Linked DNA regions of Homo sapiens: regions 2, 3 and 4 are each linked to region 1. A link is a contact called in ENCODE Hi-C data. All regions are on one chromosome and are shown on one strand. Each heading gives the region's core, a stretch centred on a gene start or an enhancer-like site at or near the end of the contact. The rest is flanking DNA. Distances are from core to core; before and after follow the strand shown. Region 1 holds the start of GNPDA2 (glucosamine-6-phosphate deaminase 2). Region 2 holds the start of FRYL (FRY like transcription coactivator). Region 3 overlaps NIPAL1 (NIPA like domain containing 1). Region 4 holds the start of NIPAL1 (NIPA like domain containing 1).

The links. A loop is a pair of places that touch in the nucleus more often than their neighbours do. Pooled maps may share reads with other maps.
Region 2: a loop to region 1 is called in a pooled map, with 11 times the contacts of the local background. The contact joins the promoter of FRYL here to the promoter of GNPDA2 in region 1. A Hi-C loop is called at or near these places in 10 of 50 pooled maps.
Region 3: a loop to region 1 is called in a pooled map, with 4 times the contacts of the local background. The contact joins the enhancer-like site here to the promoter of GNPDA2 in region 1. A Hi-C loop is called at or near these places in 2 of 50 pooled maps.
Region 4: a pooled map shows a loop between it and region 1 (2.3-fold over the local background). The contact joins the promoter of NIPAL1 here to the promoter of GNPDA2 in region 1. A Hi-C loop is called at or near these places in 4 of 50 pooled maps.

The regions. Positions count from the first base shown.
Region 1 is chr4:44,724,738-44,728,176 of GRCh38, forward strand. It overlaps GNPDA2 (glucosamine-6-phosphate deaminase 2), which reads right to left and starts at 1,819. Exons shown (of 7, transcript NM_138335.3): 1 at 1,737-1,819. RefSeq lists a silencer at 1,235-1,529 and an enhancer at 2,022-2,151.
Region 2 is chr4:48,778,779-48,782,217 of GRCh38, forward strand. FRYL (FRY like transcription coactivator) reads right to left here and starts at 1,501. Exons shown (of 64, transcript NM_015030.2): 1 at 1,300-1,501. RefSeq lists silencers at 467-1,346, 1,437-1,546.
Region 3 is chr4:48,035,378-48,038,816 of GRCh38, forward strand. It overlaps NIPAL1 (NIPA like domain containing 1), which reads left to right. Exons shown (of 6, transcript NM_207330.3): 6 at 185-3,439. The coding sequence ends at 795. Among named protein-coding and RNA genes, the nearest start is that of NIPAL1, 20 kb to the left of the region's middle. RefSeq lists enhancers at 1,296-1,555, 1,576-1,635. Within about 2 kb of position 1,519, at least 5 of the 41 ENCODE cell types and tissues checked have a DNase peak (open chromatin) inside an H3K27ac peak, as active enhancers do.
Region 4 is chr4:48,014,955-48,018,393 of GRCh38, forward strand. NIPAL1 (NIPA like domain containing 1) reads left to right here and starts at 1,818. Exons shown (of 6, transcript NM_207330.3): 1 at 1,818-1,931. The coding sequence starts at 1,886. CNGA1 (cyclic nucleotide gated channel subunit alpha 1) reads right to left here and starts at 1,727. Exons shown (of 11, transcript NM_001379270.1): 1 at 1,529-1,727. RefSeq lists an enhancer at 1,408-1,909 and silencers at 1,674-2,003, 2,294-2,453.

The DNA.
Region 1 (3,439 bases), core at 569-3,068:
TTAAGAAGGTAACAGTTTCGAATTCTGACACAACAACAAAAAATCATGGTCACCATGATCTAGAATTCTGGCCCGATAACAATTATTTATTTACAGAAAATAAATTACATAGTAAGTCATAAATTCAGTCCAACAACTGGACTCAGCCTCCACTTAAATATAATCCATAATCTAATGTCAAAAACAATTTTAGAGTTAAACCAAAGAATCAGAAAGAATTATTGGCTGTAATGAACATCAAAAGATATATTTACTTCTAACAAGAATATATGGCCAGCTGATTGTTAATAAAACGGAAAAAAAATAAGGTAAGGAGGACGAGAAGCATTAGAGCTTTCCAATGTCTTCTGCATCCTGGGCATGTTATTTTTCTCAGTTCAACACACGTTTGAAGACCTATTATATTCTAAGCACTATGCTAGGTTCTGTAGACACAAAAATGATTAACTCTATTGTCAAAGGGCTTAGAATCACTTGTCTCTGAGGTTGAAAGCATTATTCTCACTCTTCATATACAGAAAACTGCAACTACGAGAAGTTTATTGCTGACGTTAAAAAGTGGCCCGGGGAGCTGGCTTTAAAACTAAGTGTTTCTGACTCAAAGAGACATTAGCCAAAGATGTCTTACCGGTTGAGAATCACTTACGATGCTAGTTAAAAATACAGATTCTCAGGTCCCTCTCCCTAGACACAGTGTTTCAAAAGATCTGAAATGAAGTCCAAGGAATCTCTGCTTTTGCAAATTATCACAGGGGATATTCATAATCAGGTGAAATTTGTTAAGAACACCACACATCTCACTGAAACGAAGTTTAAGCAAGTCTCTCAGACCAAGGTACAGGCAACTTTTTGTTTTCTTAAACTCTCTGGAGGGCGCAGAGTCACCTCCAAAAGTCCCAAATGAATCCCTTCACCCAGAGCAAAGAAGAATTTCTTCACCACATTTAAGTTTTTAAGATTTGACTTTTCCAGTTTTTGCCAATCCTCAGAGATCCAAACTATTGTCGCCTTATGCAATTCTCTGGCATCACAAGACAGCATCAAAAAACAACAGAGCACCACCCTTTCCCTCGTCTTCCTTCAGGTGCTGATTCATTTTGGATGTGCATCGCTAGGAAAAAGGGCTGCTGAATATAAATCGCAAAACTTCAATGGTGGATGACAACTTCTACACCCGTGAAGTTACACAGCTAGTTAATGGCGGGGCCAAGACCAGAATCTACACTTGCAGAACCTCTGCTCTGAGCTTTTCCCTACTCAACCTGACCTGTCCTGAAAGCGTAAGGGTGGCCTGGCCGCGCGTGTGGGACCGACCCGAGGAGGGACGAGAGACAGCAAAGAAGGCTGTGGTTCCTGCCCGGGAGGCGGGGGCTGCAGATTCCCCTCAGCTGCGCGTTTGCCTGGCCCTCACTTGGCAAAGGACAGCGAATGCAAATGAGGATGACTGTTAGGAATTTTTAACGAGTGTAGAGAGAGGTGTCAAGAAGAAGCCGCGAGAGAGGAGAGGGCAGGGACGCCTTCTCCCGTAGGCACAAATCCGGAGAGGACAACCAGGTCCGCGAGTGGCAATACGGGAGACCCCACGCGCCCCCAGCCTCGAGGTTCCTGAGCACCCATTCCGCCCCGGCCCGGCGTCCCAGTCTCAGCACAAAGGCCGCACAGGGCGAAGTTGCCGTCGGGTCCCCCGACCCGAGTCCCCTTCTTGGCGCCCCCGCCGCACCCCCCGCTAAACTTACCGGCAGACCCAATGGTTCTTCGATGCTGGAACAGCGGGAACAAGCAACACCCAACCACCCGAGAGCGACCCCAGCTGACCAGTGGAGCGCGAATCCCACGGACCCGGATGCAGATAAAGGCGCAGGAAGGAACCGCGGCGTGGCTGGCGGGCGCTGCGCATGCGCACCGCCTTTAGGACGCCTGAGGTGAGACGCGAGGAGTTCGGTCCGAGTGCGGTGCGGCTGGGCGCTCTTCTTGCCTGGAAGATCGCAGTTTCTGGGTCATCACTTTACGCTACTTTCCCCTCCCCCCCATCTTTCAAAGAGGGATTTGCAGTAGATTCTTTAGGCTTATGAGATTTAGTATGTAAGACCGTAGTGCTCACACGTACTTTGTTGCTTATGTTGCTGTTTGGCAACATGAATATATTTGCCATTTATGAATACATTTCTCTCTCTACTCCAAGCTATTGAATGCATATTTGCAAACGCAATGACAGATAAGCGTCTTGTGTCAAAAAACTCATCAAAGTTTGCAAAAGGGCAAACAGTACCATGGGAAATCGGGAGCGTCTCAGTAAGAGAAAACACTATATAATAGGGTACTGGCTTTTGCTGAATGAGTCTAAGAAAGGGATAGGGGAAGCTGGAATCAGCTTTGAGCTGGGTATCACAGATGTTTATACAGGAGTGGGAAGGAATTGGGCTGTGGAAATTATTGTAAAGAAAGCAGCTATCATTCAAAAGGAGAAAAGTGTGTTGTGTCTTCACCATGTTCCATCAGGAACACTGTTCCATTAATAACACCGTTTAGGGTTCTGTTAGGAACAATACAATCTTGACTCCTAGCCAACTTAAGGTTCTGTTTCTGTGGAAACTACAAGTTAAAAAAATGTAAAACGCTGTGTCCTCAAACTCGTTATATGAAGTTTTTCACCTGGGTTGTAAATCCAGCCTGCTTCTTTGAATGTAATGACTCCTCTTGCATCCTTTAGTGAAGAGTAGGATGTTACATTCTCGTTGATTTAGCTTCAAACAGCAACATTGCTCACATACTGATAATAGACAGGTTTATTAGTACTATCGCCTTCAGTAAGTTTGCAAAAGCGATTTTTGGCCAGATTCGGTGACTCACGCCTGTAATCCCAGCACTTTCAGAGGTCATGGTGCATGGATGGCTTGAACCCAGGAGTTGGAGACCAGCCTGGGCAACATAGCAAGACCCTGTCTCTCCAAAAAAGATTGAGGTAAAATGATGAAGTAGTTTGTAGGCTATGCATAGAATTTAGGCTTTGTATTGTAGGCAATAGGGAGTCACTTAAGCTTTATGAATTGAAGATAAGAGACTAGAACATACGTGTTTTAGAAAGAATGCTGTAGAAAGGTGGAGACTGAATTACAGTCTTGAATTACAGATATGTGCCACATAAGGAAGTTTAGGTAAAGAATGGACTGGATATTTGGCAATGGTCCCATAAGATTATAACAGAACTGAAAAATTCCTATCACCTAGCGACATTGTAGTAAACGTAAAGTTGTAGAGCAACACCACTCGTGTTTGTGGCTACATAGGTGTAAACCTACTGTGCTTCCAGTCTCATAAAAGTCTAGCACATACAATTATGTACAGGATATAATACTTGATAATAAATGACTATGTTACTGGTATATGTATTTGCTATATTATACTCTTTATCATTATTTTAGAGTGTATTCATTCTATT
Region 2 (3,439 bases), core at 251-2,750, 4.1 Mb after region 1:
TAGGCAGCACAGCATTTTATAAAACCAACTTTACTTCCATCAAAACCCTTTTTCCCCCCCAATCCGACAGACCCTGGCAACCTGTCTTGCTGTGTCTTTTTTCCCCTACCCTTCCAAAAGAACCCCAGCCAGTGAATCGAAGTAATATTTTCCGCAGTTCAAAGGTAAGGGCAAACTCAGCTCTACTAAGAACTCTTGCTCCTCACCAGCACACACCCTAACCCCCACCCCCTTTTTTTTCTTTTCAAATCTTGGCCTAGGAAAGATTAATGCTCCCATATCATTGCAAATCCACAAAAATGCGATTTTAGGTGGCGAGGAACTAAACTAGGATGGCAGGAAAGACCGGCAGCAATAAATCATTTCGCCCTAGAAACCAGCCTCTCCAGAACGCAGGAAACCAGGCTGTGCCCAAAGAACCTGCCGCCCGGAAGCAACAACTTCCATCAAACGGCAAATAAAAGTTGCAAAGAAGAGCTCAGCGCCCAGGCACCCTGCCCGGTGCCGAGGCTGAGAGCAGCAGGCAATCTACAGGCCGAGTCAGCTCGCGGGCGGTGGCCGCGGTGTCCGCAGGGCTGGCTCCGGCTCCGGAAGACTCCGGGTCCCGGGGTACGCCAACGGCCCGGGGCTGCGCGGGCACAGCGCCCGCACCCCTCCCCAGGACCGCGAGCAGTGGGCGGAGAGACCAGAGCAAGGGAAAAGGCGGACAATGCCCGGCTGGGCTGGCGCGCTCCGCCGGTCCCCGCCAGCCCTGCCCGCCGGGGCCCGCCAGCCGCCGCGCTAAGTTTGCTCCTCAGCCCTCCCTTCCCAGCCGAGGCGGCGGAGCCGTGGTCGCCGGTCTTCCTCCACCTCTGCCACCGCCTTCCTTCCCGCGGGGCGGCTCCCGCGAGTCGGTGGCGAGGCGGCGCGCGACCAGAGCAGGACGCGCGAGAAGGCGGCGCGCGAGGGGTACCCGGGCGCGCGCGAGAAGAGCCAGGCACTGGAGGGGAAGGGGACGTGCGGGAGAGACGGGCGCGCGGCGCTGCCGGCGGAACCGCCGGAGCTCGGGCGGGCTTTCGGTTGAGGCTGGGGTTGCGCCGCGGTTTGGTGTCCGTTACGAGCGCCGGCCCGGGCCGCGCCGCGCCGCTTGCCAGCCATCCTGGACCGCCTTCCCTCGGCGCCCACCAGGAAGGACAGCTGGCGAGGGCCGACGACCTCGTCTCCCGCCCAGGCTGGGCTGCCGGCGGCGGGCATCCCGGCGCCTGCCCCGGGGCTGGAAGAGAAAGTAAAATGAAGCGCCTTTCCCCAGTCAACACCTACCCGTTCCCAGTCCTAGTACAGCTGCCTCGCTCCTCCAGCGCCGCCGGTCCCCGCCCTCGGGCCCCTGGCTCCGTTCTCTTGACAATGGCGCGTCCCCTTTAAGGAATAATCCGATCGGAACCGATCTGTGGTTAAACCTCCCTCCGACTCTGATTTTAACCGGATTTCTCTCTCGCTCTCTCCCAGAGCCCGACGGGCGCCCGGCTGTGCTGCGAGGTCTTCCCACCCCTTCCCTACCCCGCCCGCCCCCTGGCCTTCCTGATTGGCGAGAAACACTACAACAGGAACAGCAGTCCTCGCCCTCCACTGGCCTGGCCAGCCGCCGCTCAAAGTTGCTCCTACCTTCTCCCCGCCCCTTTTCCCGGGTTGGTCTTCCCTCTAATCATTCTCTGCCCTCGCCTCTAACGTTGCTTTGGAGCCCTGGCAGTCAAGGCTCACCCTCCCGCCTCCGGAAAGCGAACTTTATTTTTATTGGTGAAAGGACATCTTCCTGTACACTTGATTGGGCAAGGAAAGAGCTAGTCTGCACGCTCCCTACCATTATTACTCTCTCTTTACGGGCTTGAGAAACACAGCCGCAAAGTCCTCTCCGCTTTGCCTTCTAGGAGCGACTTTACCTTTAAATGTTGTTAGGGGTCGAGGACAAACTCATATCCTATATTGAGGAAAGCTGGAAAGGGACAAGAGAAAAATTCAAAATTTTCTCCCGATCAGTAATGTATCCAGAGCTGGCGCCCGGATCCTGCGGAACCTTATCCAATGATCCAGAGAATGGAATGGTTAGAATTGAGTTAGAATACCTGAAAGTCCAGTGCTAATTCCTCCTGAGATTTACTCAACAAGTTTCATCCACTGTCCGCCCTACTCATACCATTGATTGCACTGGCATTTTGCCACCCGGAAGAGCTTTAATCAAGTTATCTGCAAACCTGGAGGTTTCCTTGCTTGTCTCGCAATTGTTCATTTAGAAAATCATTTCCATTACAAGTTCCGTTTAAGTCACGTCCTCTGTGACGTTCCCGCGTTTCCACGAGACCTGTTACTTTTTTGAAAAAATTAAGTAGATGGTACCCTTATGCCATCCTCAAAGTGTAGGACTTCGTTCCCCCTTGCTAGAACTGTAGGAAAAACACCCCAGGTCACTTGAACAACTGAGATGCCTCTCAGGAGAAAACGAGTCTGTCTAAGGGAAAGAGGGAATCTGATACCAGAAGCTTGACCATGGAGCAGAACCTCACGCATTGAAAAGAGAAGAAATTATGGGGAAGCCTAGTGCGGGGTCTGCTTTAGAGTTTCCCCAGTTTCCCACTGGAGCTGTAAGAACTAAAAGGTTTATTTCCACTAAAATTGAGTACAGGTACAGCTTCGGTACCCATCTAAGAATGTTAGGGGAAAATGGTTATGTGTTCTCTCCCTCTTTGCCGATGAACCTTGAAGACTGTGTACCCCGGGGGCTTTAGTACATTTGCAGTGATACCCCAGTATAATCTAATGGTGCCAAGGAAGTGTCAGTGCTCAGCAGTACCCTAGAAAAGGGGCTTGATGATGACAGAGAAGGGTAAGTAAACATCAGTAGTTGGTAGTTCATAGGACTTTTCCCCAAATACAGGTGAAAAATTTCATGAGGATTCCCGAAAATATGAAAGAGCAGGAAACAAAAGGGAACGTTGCAGGAAGGTGGTTTAGGTATCACTAGTGGGGGCAAGAGACGATGAACTATCTGGGTTGCATTTATATGGCCTTCACAGATACACACATCCTCCCTATTAAGTCCCTATAACTAAATCCCTATGCTTAGCCTATTCTGATTTTACTGTATAATAAAACTGCAGCCAAGCTAAACTAATACTTCTGGTTTACTCACTTACCACTCTCAAACTCTGAGACTGCTTCTGGGTTCTAATATTCTACATTAGAATATAAGAAGAAGAAGATACTATGTACTGATATCTAGTATGATCTTCTGGAGATAAAGATATCCAGTGTTTCAGGCATGTACACACCTGCAGCTTTTGTTCAAGGTCTAAGTGATGTTTTCAGGTTCTTTCTAAAACACCTGCCCTATGATATCCAGCTTGTTACTGCCCTCTTTTGCTGCACTAGCAGACTGGGCATATAAACTAGAGAAGGCAGTCTACAG
Region 3 (3,439 bases), core at 269-2,768, 3.3 Mb after region 1:
AATGATATGTTTGTGAAAATCCTTTGTAAAATATTGAGAACTATGCAATAGAATGTTGTTTTTAATTTGATCTCACTTCTATTTCTAAAATACCTATGCTCTTAAACTCATGACTAACAAGATTTCAGAAAGGTATAATCCTGTGAGCATTTTCTAAAGTCAAATTCTTTTCTCCTTCTAACAGGGTTTATTTCCTTTGCTGTGATCATAACTGTGATCTCCTTGGTGCTGATTTTGATTGTGGCTCCCAAGAAAGGACAGACCAATATATTGGTTTATATTTCAATCTGTTCCTTGATTGGAGCGTTTTCAGTTTCTTCTGTGAAAGGCCTGGGAATTGCCATTAAGGAGCTGATAGAATGGAAGCCAGTTTACAAACATCCGCTGGTCTTTGTTTTGCTGGCTGTACTTGTGCTTTCAGTAACTACACAGATTAACTATCTCAACAAGGCACTGGACACCTTTAATACCTCTCTTGTGACACCCATTTATTATGTATTCTTCACATCCATGGTAGTGACTTGCTCTGCCATCTTATTCCAAGAGTGGTATGGCATGACAGCTGGAGATATCATTGGGACCCTGAGTGGATTCTTCACTATTATCATTGGCATCTTCCTTCTACATGCTTTTAAAAATACTGACATTACTTGGAGTGAGCTTACATCCACTGCTAAGAAAGAAGCCGTCTCTCTGAATGTCAATGAAAACAATTATGTTTTACTAGAGAACTTGGAGTGTTCAGCCCCAGGATACAATGATGACGTTACCTTGTTTAGTAGAACTGATGACTGAAGTCTCTAGAAACACTGAGTTTTAACCAATATGAGACACACGAAGAGGAAAATGAATGCTTGCTTCTTGGAAGAACTGCTAGGAAAGTTAGCATTTTTGCAGTTCTAACTAATTTAGATGTGAGGCCAAGTAAAAATGCCATTTTTTTGGCCATTGAATTTGAAAATCAAATTGATTATCCTCCAGAATCTCTACAAACTTTGAAATACTCTCTAAGGATCAAAGAAGTCAAAGAGCTATGTGTGTCTCAGAATAATCTCCTTCTTCTGGTCACAGTATCTTTGTCTCTGCCAGGTGGCTCTTCATTTCTTTGGTAGCTATTTTTAGACTTACAGTCATTCACCAATATACAGTTAGCAGTGTTCTGATAGACACAGTATCAGTCATATTCTCCGTTGAGTCATAATTTCAAACTCAACAAGATTTCAGAAAGGTATAATCATGTAATTTCTCATATTAAAACTGAGAAGAGAGGCCAGGCATGGTGGTTCACACCTGTAATCCTAGCAGTTTGGGAGGCCAAGGCGGACAGATCACTTGAGCTCAGGAGTTCGAGACCACCTTGGGCCACAAGGCGAGACCCTGTCTCTACAAAAAATACAAAAATTAGCCAGGCGTGGTGGCACATGCCTGTAGTTCCAGCCACCCGGGAGCCTGAGGTGGGAGGATTGCTTGAGTCTGCGAGGTTGGGGCTGCCGTGAGCCCAGATTGCGCCATTGTGCTCCAGCCTGGGTGACAAAGCAAGGCCCTGTCTCAAAAAAGAAGAAGAGAAAGGGCCAGGGGCTTTTGCTTTAAAAAACTTTTTTTAAAACAGAAGTGAAACCACGGGTGCTTTGTTCTTCCTTCTGCACCTCCTTCTTAAACTAGATAGCTAATTAGTTATTTTAAGAAAAAAGAAATTTAAAAAAAAGCCTGCTTTATTTGTTAGTGGGCTAGAATACACAAGACATACCCACCCATGAAGAGTTTATGAATTGTAACTTATTGACATTATCATAGGAATTTACTACCAGTTAAAGAGGGAGAACGGAGGAAGAGAAAAATACTTCAGATAAAGGAAAAAGTTTTCTTCTCACAAAAACACAGACACGTGATTGTTTTCACAGGTTCCATTAATTAACTCAGGTCTGGAAGACATAGGACAAAATGGAGTTTCTGAAGAAGTCCAGGTGAATTCAGCTTTGGAGTCACTTATGTTCATTTTTTTTCCTTTTCTTTTACTATTATCCTAAAGGTTATTTTTCTTGTTGATATAGAGATTTTTGTAAAAGATTGCTACATTATTTCAGGATTATATCCTACATTTCGATTGCTCTCAAATGTTTTATCCCTAAAGAGTGAGTTTTCCACAGACTGTTTGGAAGCAACTAGAAAAATCTTTGTGAAAAATCTGAACAAATTATCATAATGGCTCTCTTGAAATTTTGCACTTTCACCCTTATTAAGGAAATTATAATTAGTTACTAACCTTTAAAAATAGATATATTCTAATAGGATAGAAAGTTAACTTCCTGGCAAACAAAATACTAAGATCTCAGGGGCTACTGCAGGAAAATACCTTTTTCGCACATTAAAATGTTTATAAAATTTTCCCCTCTCATTTCAAATGCATGGCAGGAATAACATTTTTGGTGGTCTTTAATGTGATGGACAGATTTACTGTCACTTATTGATTTTATGGAAAATAAATTGGCTATCTTATTTTTATAACAATCTTATTTTTCTCAAAACAAAAATCCTAACCAAAAAGTTGTCATTAAAAAAAAAAAAATTCAGGTAGACTGAATGTTTTTCTGCTCTAACCTTAAATGTTATTAGGTTTGGTTTTTGTTTCTAAGCTACTTCAAGACTACCTGAGGTAATAATGGTAAACTTTATTATTCAGAATTCGATTAAACTAACTTCAGCATTTCCACAGTTCTATTAAACAATGACTGATGTTCACAATGACAACCTACCTGAGATGGCTGCAAGGCCCTAATGTTCCATTATACATTATAGTCTTTTCAGCATAGTTTAGTGTTGAGTGCAATTCTAATGCATTCTACGTTTTTGAAAATCGATAATCCATGGAAGGTCCATGGGTTGATACCTCAGGTCAAAAATGTGTTTACTCTGTTGATTGCTGTTTCACTTTACTTGTATATCAGATATATAAGCTATGAACACAAGTTTGTAGTAAAAGTATCTTCTGTCTGGGCAATGGCTCACACCTGTAATTCCAACACTTTGGGGGGCTCAGGTGGGAGGATTTCTAGTCCCCAGGAGTTTGAGACCAGCCTGGGCAATAAACTAGACCCCATGTCTCTAAAAAATGTAAAAAACATCAAGAGGCTGAGTCAGGAGGATCATTTGAGCTTAGGAGTTCAAGGCTGCAGTAAGTTATGATTGTGCCACTGCATTCCAGCCTGGGTGACAAGAGTGAGACCCTGACCCAAAAAAGTATCTTCTGATAAAGTGGCATTTGAAAATTGCAGAAATTTTAATATTTTTTCTTTTAATATTAAGAACTTTATTGATCTCTCTAGGACACCTTGGTGAGGAAATTAATGGCACTTTTCTTGACATCCAACCTGGGACTCTGGTGATTCTGTGTTCTGGCGAATTTAAGTTTCAGACATTTCTTTGTGTCACCTTTTACAAG
Region 4 (3,439 bases), core at 568-3,067, 3.3 Mb after region 1:
GAGGTCAGGAGATTGAGAGCATGCTGGTTAACACGGTGAAACCCCATCTCTACTAAAAAAAAAAATACAAAAAATTAGCCGGGCGTGGTGGGGGGCGCCTGTAGTCCCAGCTACTCGGGAGGCTGAGGCAGGAGAATGGCGTGAACCCAGGAGGCGGAGCTTGCAGTGAGCCGAGATCGCGCCACTGCACTCCAGCCTGGGCGACAGAGCGAGACTCCGTCTCAAAAAAAACCAAACCAAGCCAAACAAACAAACAAGCAAACAAAAAGAAGTCTAAGTTTTAAGGCTTGTTATGGAAAATTGGCATAAATCTCCCTCGCTTTCAACTTTCACCTATTCCACTCTCCGTGGTGTTCCTTCTCTGCAAAGTCATCCATATGTATTATAAAAGTGGGTGCCTTGGACTGGTATGTTGACTAATTTGTTCTTAGCTCTTCTCTCATCCGCCTAAGAACAAGAAAAACAAGATTGAGGCCTCTGCTATGAAACTCTTAGGTAATAAAATTAATAGCACTGTTCATGCCTACTTAGAACAAAGGCTACCTGAGTACATGAGAATATTTTCCTCAGTGTTAAAATGCCAGAGCACAAAGGCACCCCAGTTCTCCCTGGTGAGGGTTTGAGCCCGAATTGTTCACTACCCCACCCCTCACCTTTTTTTTTCTTGAGACAGGGTCTCACTCTGTTGCCTGGACTAGAGTGCAGTGGTTCGATCATGTCTCACTGTAGCCTCCACCTCCTGGGCTCAAGTCATCCGTCCTCCCACCTCAGCCTCCTGAGTAGCTGAGACTACAGGAGTACACCACCACATCTGGCTAATTTTTGTAGAGACAGGGTTTCACCATGATGCCCAGGCTAGTCTCGAACTTGTGGACTCAAGAGAGCCACTCGCCTCAACCTCCCAAAGTGCTGTGATTACAGGGGTGAGCCACCCGCCAGCCCTGCCCACTCCTTGTTTTGTAAATACCTGCTATCAGGTCTTCCAACCTTGGTTTGGTTACTTAACCTCACTCTTTGCCTCTAATCCCTCATCTGTAAACTGAGCGTTAATAGACTGCTGTGAGATTTAATTAATACATAATGTGCCTGCATATGTATGGTATAACAAGGATATCATAAACATTAGTTATTAATAATTCGTGGAAATAAGTCTTTCCAGTTTTGGCATTGCTTTTCCCTTAAAGGTTTATTTCAAATACCCCTATGACCCAGAAAATGGGGCAGGGTAGGGGGAGTTGCCTGCTGGAGACAGAACGGAGAGTGGATGGATATAGCGGGCGTGGACGGACAGCGACAGAAGCTGATAACAGCACAGAAGGGCAAAGTCTGCTCAGCAGCCCCCAAAATAAACTTGAGCCTGGCAATCGGCGCAGAACCCCAGCAGTCAGCAGCTTCGGTGCAAAGCAACTAACACCTGAAGGCTTCCAAAAGCAGCAGGGCTCTCTCTAGCGGGGGAGCCTTTTCGACCAGAGAGGAGCCAGAAGGGGGCCTCAGTGCAGCCTCCACTCCACTCAATTCCCGGAGTTACCTTGGCGGGCTCCACGCTCCGAGAGACGCTGTTGCTCTATGAGGCGTGTCTGTGTTTCTCTAGTTCGCGGCTCCAGCAGTCGCGCCAAGGGGCAGCTGCTACTCCTGCCAGATACACCAGTTATCACAGGCCGCTCCCAGGCCTGCGGGGGCCCTGAGAATTCGCAACAAGCCCCGGGCAGCAGGGCTCGGCTGGCGCTGAGGCCCCGCCTGGCCATGCCCATTGGCGGAGGCTGCCCCGGGGGCGGGGTCAGGGCGCCCCATTCCCAGACCCCGCAGCCCCGCCCGCCGCGGGTGCGTGTGGAGAGGCCCAGGTGAGGAGCAAGCGCCCGCGTTCCGGAAGCCCGCTCCCGGGGCCATGGGGGCACAGGTGAGGCTGCCGCCCGGAGAGCCCTGCCGAGAAGGTTTGTGTCTGCCCTGAGCCGAGGGACCTGGCAGCTGGGTGGCGAAGAGACCGGGTGGGCGGTCCCCGGACACTTGCGGAGACTGGAAAGGGGGGCTGTACCGACTCTAAACGTAGTCGTTCACTCATTCATTCATTCAGTCAGTCGGCCGTCCAGCCAGGCGTTCAACACTTATTTATGGGTGCCTAGGCGATTCGGGCTGTGCTGGAAAACCTGAGTGGAATAAGGCAGGTGGGACTCCCACTCGATTCGCGAGGCCGACCAGTGTAAATTACCGCGTGCTGCGTGTGGGACGGGGAAACTCAGGATGCTATGGGAAGAATCCCGAGTCCCTCTGAGAAGGACGTTTCCTCTGACTCAGGCTCCCTTCCAGAGTCTGCGGCCGACGTCACCCGGTGGGCAGAGGGCGTGTCTGCCTGGGGGGCCCGTGGGAGTTCTGCGCTGCGCCCTGCGCTGGCTCCCGGGGATCGAGCACCGCGAGAGGTTGGGCGCCCGGGGCCGCGGGGGTGGGCGTTGGGCAAGTCTGGGCCGCCCACGTCTCTCCTCTTCCTTGGAAATGAAAAGGTCTCCAAACCCATGAGCCTGTCTGACTCGCTGTGCAGTCACTCTGGCTGCTTAAGGCGAGAGCCGTACTGGAGAGGAAACCTGGAACCGGGAGCACTCGTTTGCAGGCTCTTCTTACTGCTTCTCACCTGAGCCCCGTGAAATCTCTGGGCGAGGCTCCTTGCCCTTCGCCAAGTGTTCGCAACACTGGCGGGTTTTCTGCAGTCTCCATACAGAAGGCCCCGATAAAAGTAGGGAAGGGGGTAGGGGGAGCGACTGGAAGGATGTAGATACATTGAAATGATGGTTTTCGCCGTACCAAGGGGAAAGCAGCTTTTTAATTTACCTGATAATGCAGTAAAGGGGAAGGGAGGCAGTGAAAGGCATGGTAAGAACTACTATATATATACACATATATATATAGTTCCCTTACACATATATATATATATATATGTATATACATATACACCTTTGCAAAGGTGCTCGCAACTTCCCTAGTTTCCTCTCCTCTTGACTCTTCCAGCTTATTCCTTTTTAACAAGTGAGCTCGTCCAAACCATGCTAGCAAGGAAGAGAAGGGACACCAAAAAAAGGAGAAAAATGCCTGAACAATTCACAAGCTATTAAAAAAAATTTTTTAAGGCCGCTGGATCTAGAATTATTTTCTAGTCTTTTTTTCTGAAAAAGAGCAATAACGCCTGAACAACTCACAAACTATTAAAAAACAAAAATTTTAAGGCAGCTGAATCTAGAATTATTTCCTAGAGAGTCAGGTTGTGTGCCCTTTTTCTAAATAATTTCTAACCCAGCAAATCTGACAGTTACTAACACACCCACACTTGTTTACCCAAGGATCTGTAAGTAAGGAAGGTATATGAATTACACCCACTTGTTTGAGCTTCTGGATGTTTTTCCTGCTTTGCTTATGCATTGAGTTCCAACAAGAAACATTTAAGCTCCAGGCT